Regions from separate parts of the Homo sapiens genome. Here region 2 is linked to region 1. Evidence: chromatin contacts called from ENCODE Hi-C or POLR2A ChIA-PET data. All regions are on one chromosome and are shown on one strand. The core of a region is the stretch at or near the end of the contact, and the rest is flanking DNA. Distances in the headings are between cores, read along the strand shown.

Region 1 (3,142 bases), core at 269-2,768:
TTATTGCTTTTTAATGCTGAAAACCAAAACAAAGAAAGCAGGTGAAATAAAACGATAAGGTTTCAGTTATTACGGATAATAACAAAGGATTATTTCTAGGAAATGAATATTTGAGACAGATGAGCCAATTTGATAAGTAGCATTTCAATGTTCCTTTTTTATGAAAAATTTGTAGTAAAAACTCCTTCCACACCAGTCAAGGTGCTTATTTCACAAATTCTCTGGAGAAATATGGGAGTTGATACAAAGGAACTAAAGTACTTAACTGAAGCATTGTCATTAATTAAGAGGAATTGGCCGAAAGTCACACTTTTGCACTAAACAGGTCTTCCAAGCAAATGTATCTTTTAATATAGTACACATGAAAAAAATTATACCTAAGTCTGTGTCTCCTGAGGCACTTAAAAGTAGTATTGGGGACTCCAACAATTATTTTTAATGTTCCAAAATATCAAATGAAAATCACAGTTTTATCTTCGTTAGAATTGCTTGGGATGACTAAAACATCTGTTGCTTGTGGTTGGAATTCAGTCAGCTTGGTGCTTAAACAATGTGTAACTTTTAAGAATATTTTTATTTATAAATACTGAGAAATGATTTATAACATATTGTTTGTGGTTTAAGCAACAAAAATATTTCACGCTATGGGGTAGGGGAAAATAAAAAGGTCTCTGGGTAGAGCTCTGGGTGGTTCCTGCTCAACTTCAACAGCAAATGAAAACCTATAGCAGAAGCTGGGAGGAAAGATATATGTGATTCTCCAAACCCCAGGGGATTTGCAATCAATCACCAAGGAAATGGTAGAAAAGTAGAGATTTTCCCTGGAGTTCACAGATCTGGGATGGCAGGACCCCTTAGGAGCTGAAACCAACCTGTATAATGACCCTCAGTCTCCTTTTCATGAATGTGTATCATAGTTTCCAACAGCTTGAAGGCCAACAGTGAGATCTTACAAATTTTTGTTCTTTTTCAACAATTTTTAAATTAAATAAAATATATATGTGTATATGTCTGTATGTGTGAAAATATCTATCTCTATATAGAGATAGATATAAATATATCTCCAATCAGTGACTGGCATGGCATAAAACTTACAAAAAGATTTCTTCCATGTTTCTGCTTTAGCAAAATAATTCATTTTGATTACTCTCAAAAGAGTTAATGAGTTAATAAAATAATTTTTCTGCAAAGACTTTGAAAGTAATGTATTGCATGTTGAAGGGCAGAAATAAGAGAGTCAAATGCTACCCAAAGCAAGACCATGTCACCCTTCATATCCAGCTATCAATATCCACCTTCTCCATTGTTCTTATTTTTTACCCCTCATATCTTTATTACGTGATACTGGGTCTAGGACTCTGCAAATCAGCTTAACCTGCTGACTCCCTGTCAGCTTCTACCAATAGTGGCCGCTAGAGGGAGGTTAAATGGCAGACTCTTTGCTTTCTTCCTCTTCCTATCATCACCTGAGCAATAATAGCTCTGCATCCTGGGATGGGCAGTTGGCTTCAGTCTCCTCTTTTATTTTAGTATTCTAAGAACTAACCTGAATGTGCCCTCTTAGAGGTACAGGTACCAGCACTAGCTGGGAAGTCTTCCCAGCTCTTCTGAGCTCCTGAGGTACCAGCACGTGCTGGGCAGCAACCAGGCCTGCACCTCCTGTCCTCCACTCCCTGACACATAAGGTTCTGCATTATAGCTCTCTGAGCTGTGAAGATAGGACTTTGTGAGAGACTGGAAGTGAGAGAGAGAGGCAATGCAGACAAAGCTTAAGATTCTGATCTGGAGAGGCAGCAGCTTCTTATAGTCACTCTCTCTTTGTGACCTCAGCATCCCTTCTTTGGGTTTTTATTTCTCCAGTCCTGTTTAACCAACTTCTCATATTAAATTCTCACTGTTGAAATGCCCAATGCAGTTTCTGTTTTCCTGACCAGACTCTTATCGATATACCATATACCCAGAAAACACTTTCTTTTATTGTTTAAAAGAATCAGATGAACCAGCATCCACGTAGACTAAATCATTAATGAGTATAAATAAGCTCCTTAATGTATAGTTACAAGATACTGGGAAAATGACAGACCTAAAATCCAACCTGGCTCCTTTGGAGCTCTCTCTCTTCTCATTCAGCCATCATGCTCCAGCCACACTGGCTGTCTCTGAGGTCCTCAGATTATCCACACTTCCCTCCAGCTCAAAGTCCCCACACATGGTCTTCTCTTTGCCAAGAATACACTTCCTGACATTCAACTTGTTCACACCTATTCCTTTTTAAGATCTAAATTCATTTACCACTTCCTCAGGGGAACCTCCCCAAGACTTTCAGGGAGACACAGACATTTTTATGGCACCCTGTACTTCTGAAAAGATTAGTATTTAAATAAATAATTGGCTAATTAGTTATTAAATCCTAGAATGTAAATTCCCCTGGGGCAAAAACAATTTCTTGCTGTGCTTTAATTGACTCCCTTGCCCTCTGGCTCCCTGCTGGATTTGGCAGAGCAGAAACTATTTCTGTAGACTATTAGCTGTTTCATAACTGTTTCACCAGTTCCTTTAACTACATAGTAGTTAAATTACAAGTGTATAAAATATATTAATTATTGAACACTAACTATGTGCCAGGCATTGTACTAAACACACTGCATGTATTATTTCATTTAATCTTCCCAACAACTCTAAAAGATAGGTACTATGACTACACTGAACAGAGAAGGAGCCTAAGGCACAGCGATGGGAAGTGGCTTGAACAAGGTCGTACAGCTCACAAGTGATGGAGATAGGATTTCAGCCACTCTTACTCCAAGCCTATAAACGAGTGATGGTCTCATTGGGAAAACAAAGCTGATAGTCTCATTGGGAAAACAAAGCTTATACTTCACAGACAGGCAGCATAGGCTAAGTTTGAAAAAGCTAATGCAGACATTCTGTGTTACCAGAGCACAGAGAAAGGGCAAATCTCCAAGGCCAGGGTGATAAGAAAAGTTTCACAGAGTGGCTGGAATTTCAGCTGGACCTTGAAGGTAGGGCTGTACTAGATAAGGAGAAAGAAGGAAGGACATTTAATGCAGAGTAAACAGCCCAATAAAATGTCCTTCAACCCCTTCACCTTCAGGTGACCTTTAAAAGCAAAGAAAGCAAT
Region 2 (3,378 bases), core at 569-3,068, 98 kb before region 1:
ATGTTATAGTTGAAAACTGTCTTCTTTTCTTGGACCAAGGTAAACCCCACGTTGGGGTAGTTCTTCTTTTCTTTTTTTAAAAACCACATGATGGTAGGTAAATGTTGGAGTATTTCTTACAGATTTCCCCAGCGTTCTGAAGTTGTAAGTTCTAAACCCATATGTTCCCTTCATTCAAGTTTACTAAAGATACACTAATGAGGTTCCTCCTATTAGCCCCTTCTGTACTAGCACTAACCCAAAAGATGGTCTCTGAAAGTCTCTTCAATCCTTAAGAAACCCAAAACTAATTTTTCAAGGTAGTTGAACAAAAAGTGGTAAACAAGGGTCTCAGAGAGAAAACATTCTGAAGTGCACTGAATCTGAATTATAAATTTCTAAATATCCAATCATAAGTCTCAAGTTATTTTCAGACAATGTTCATCCATTCTACCTTTCTTTTTGAAAGAATCTATAAGCCAGGATCATAAAATCACAAGAATTTACATTTTAAACATGTAACCACAAGGTGGAGATCTAAAGCAAAGATTAGTTTTCACAGCAGGGCTCAATTTAGAATCCAGAACTTCTTATCTAAGGTTAGAGTTGTACCTATCCTCAAGAAATTGACTTATTATTTTAAGCTAGAAGAAAACACAGTGCTTATATATCAGTATTATTTTATATAGATTAGAAACATATATGGCATACAAGTATTTGAGGAAGGTTTAAGCAGTACTATGTCAGACAGCAAAGTGGAGACATCGATCATATTAGAAATGTCAAGTTTTAAATCTAAAGTAGGAAGAACACTATTGTTACCTCACTTGATCATGAGTACATTTAACAAAGGCTAATGTGATTATTTTAGTCCAAATATATGGTTTATATTGAACAACTAATCCTTTAACCTGACAGCACTACCAGACTAGTGGTTCTAAAGATTCTAAACCGAATGAATCTTTTTTTTTTTTACTTCATTGGTATGTGGTAATGGGACTGACTTACCAAGTTAGACCCTGGTGACAGCCGAAAACTCTCACCTTCTTTTTAGATGAGTGGGTTTTATCAGTTTCCCTGATTATACACCAAACACATTTGTTTAATTCACAAACTATCCTCCAGGTTTGCTCATCTAGAAGTTTCATTATTTTAAAAAAATCCATTTCTTTTGCTTTCTTTCACTGTCAATAAGTATTCTTTCCTATAGAAACAAACAACAATCGAAACAGAAAATCTAAGCTAAATAACAGATAGAAAACATGGTACGATCTTTTCTCTCGGCTTCTTCTACTTCCAGGTGCCTTTACTTATCTTAAGAGATCATAAAACAGAAGTTAATTAAATTAACTACCCTCTTCCCCAACCCACAACCTCAGCTGAAATTCCTGGCAGCAAACGAATGCCTTAAAGTTCCTCTGTTATTTTTTATTGTAATGAAAGAACTCATTTGTGGAAACTGTATATCCTCTTAGCTTACTCAGATTCTAAGGCCTTCAATCTTCAATTTATTAAGAATTTTGATCACCTATACCTTAGAAAATTGAAAGGGAAGGCAAGCACAAACTCAAGTATTGTTGCTTTCAGCTATTAGGTGGGAATTTCCCCTCATTCCTCAGCTCTGATTGATCTCATCTCAGTCACCTGCCTGTGTTACAAGTCGTGAAGGAGAGCTCCAAGTTGCTTATTTACATAACGATCAAAGTTTGGGACCTGCACTTAAGAGACCTTTGATCCTGTACACCTTGATTTAGAAATCAAATTGGGACTCTAACAAGAAACATTTGTCCCTTCCGCTGCTTTCTGGTCTCAGCGAGGCCGGAAATACCAAGAGAGGACTTCGCAGTAGTTTAGAACTTCCGCTTCCTGTTCTGGACGAAAGCAGAAGTGGAGAAACATGAAAATGTTAACCAAGAAGCACAATATCCTTTTGCAGACCACCAAAACATTGAAGTTAAATTTAGTTCAAATGTTGCCTGTTTACTTAACCAGTGTAAGTTTATGTGACACCATATTAAACCAAAACAACATCTGTAGAAATAGCCCGGGCGACGTTGAGAGACCCTATCTCTAAAAACAAAGCAAACAAATAAAAATCTATCCTTGAACCGGGTGCAGTGACACAGGCCTGTAGTTTCAGCTACTAGGGGGCTGAGGCGGGAGGATTGGGAGTCCCAGCCCAGCCTGTGCAAAAATAGCAACACCGGCTCAAAACAAAAATGTGTAGGAAGCTTTCAGATCACCATGACTGATTTGCAGAGGAACCTGAGAGAGTGAGAAACATTATCCAGAAGTGATTCCTGGAGTGCAAGTAGGATGGTTGGGCCAGATGATCAGTTACTAGCTTAGATGGCAATAGGGGCTGTTCAATTTTTCATTTTTCTAGGTAGTTGTACTCAAATTTTGTATGCATCAGAATCACACGGAGGGCTCCTTAAAATGCAAATTGCTGTACCCATCCCACCCTCACCCCCCAGTTTCTAATTTTAGTAAATTTGGTGTTGGGTCAGAAAATTAACATTTCTAGTAAATTCCTAGGTGTTGCTGATTCTGCTGATCTGAAGACTACATTTGGAGAACCACTGCTCTAAGTAATTTGCCTGTGAAAATGGGAAAACATCTTAAACTTTATCAAATGTTGGGATCTCATTTTAAAGAGGAAATAAGACAAAAGAGTTAGGAGCATAGGGTTTAGAATCAGCAACACTTGGGATTTGAATCTGGATCTGTCCAAAGCCATGAGTCTGGGCAAATTGCTTAACCTCCCTGAACCACAGTTTCCTTATCTAGAATGTGAAATAATAATCATATCTGTCGCTGAGAACCAAATAAAGTATTCTATGTAGGTGTCTGGCATATGGTACCCCATAAATGATTATTATTTTTAAGATTACAGACAGTATTAGAAAAAATGGTCATATGTAGGCAATACTTTCTGAGATCTAGTGATGGGAGAAAGTTTAGTCAAAATACAATCTGTATTTGTTTTGGATTTAGATTAAATGAAAAGAGATTGATACAGCTTAAAGAACAATCTTTGTCCTTTCAAATAAATAACTCTCATAAGATCCCTGGTTCTTTCTTGAAACCTATCCCTGATTCCCATTTCTTTATTGCCATTTTAAAGTTTATTCTAACATTTATTTCTTTATTCTGTCCCTTGCTGCTTTATTTCTCTATGCTGCTATTTACACCAAAAAAAAAAAAAAAAAAAAAAAACACTAAACTTTTTCTTCTAGCAATTTTCTTCTAGCAAGAAGAAAAAGTAGTGGAGTTAACACTTTCCAGTTACCACCAAATCAGAATTTGAACACAAAGAATAACTAATCAACTGAAAAAAAGAATAAAATTAACAACACCTGTTGTTAACTAAACTGATGATATTTAAATTAATGTATA

The links. A loop is a pair of places that touch in the nucleus more often than their neighbours do. ChIA-PET counts read pairs that join two places held with the same protein, here RNA polymerase II (POLR2A). Pooled maps may share reads with other maps.
Region 2: a pooled map shows a loop between it and region 1 (4-fold over the local background). The contact joins two enhancer-like sites. A Hi-C loop is called at or near these places in 2 of 168 maps with a recorded cell type or tissue (B cell and HepG2), 4 of 37 single-sample maps with no recorded cell type and 7 of 50 pooled maps. POLR2A ChIA-PET finds 5 or more read pairs at or near these places in 2 of 52 experiments (CD4-positive, alpha-beta T cell and CD8-positive, alpha-beta memory T cell).

The regions. Positions count from the first base shown.
Region 1 is chr1:185,594,532-185,597,673 of GRCh38, reverse strand. All of the region lies in intron 2 of LINC01350 (long intergenic non-protein coding RNA 1350), which reads left to right. All of the region lies in intron 1 of LOC107985239 (a long non-coding RNA gene), which reads right to left. Among named protein-coding and RNA genes, the nearest start is that of LINC01350, 32 kb to the left of the region's middle. Within about 2 kb of position 1,518, at least 3 of the 41 ENCODE cell types and tissues checked have a DNase peak (open chromatin) inside an H3K27ac peak, as active enhancers do.
Region 2 is chr1:185,692,636-185,696,013 of GRCh38, reverse strand. No RefSeq gene overlaps it. Among named protein-coding and RNA genes, the nearest start is that of HMCN1, 40 kb to the left of the region's middle. RefSeq lists an enhancer at 1,365-1,866. Within about 2 kb of position 1,818, at least 10 of the 41 ENCODE cell types and tissues checked have a DNase peak (open chromatin) inside an H3K27ac peak, as active enhancers do.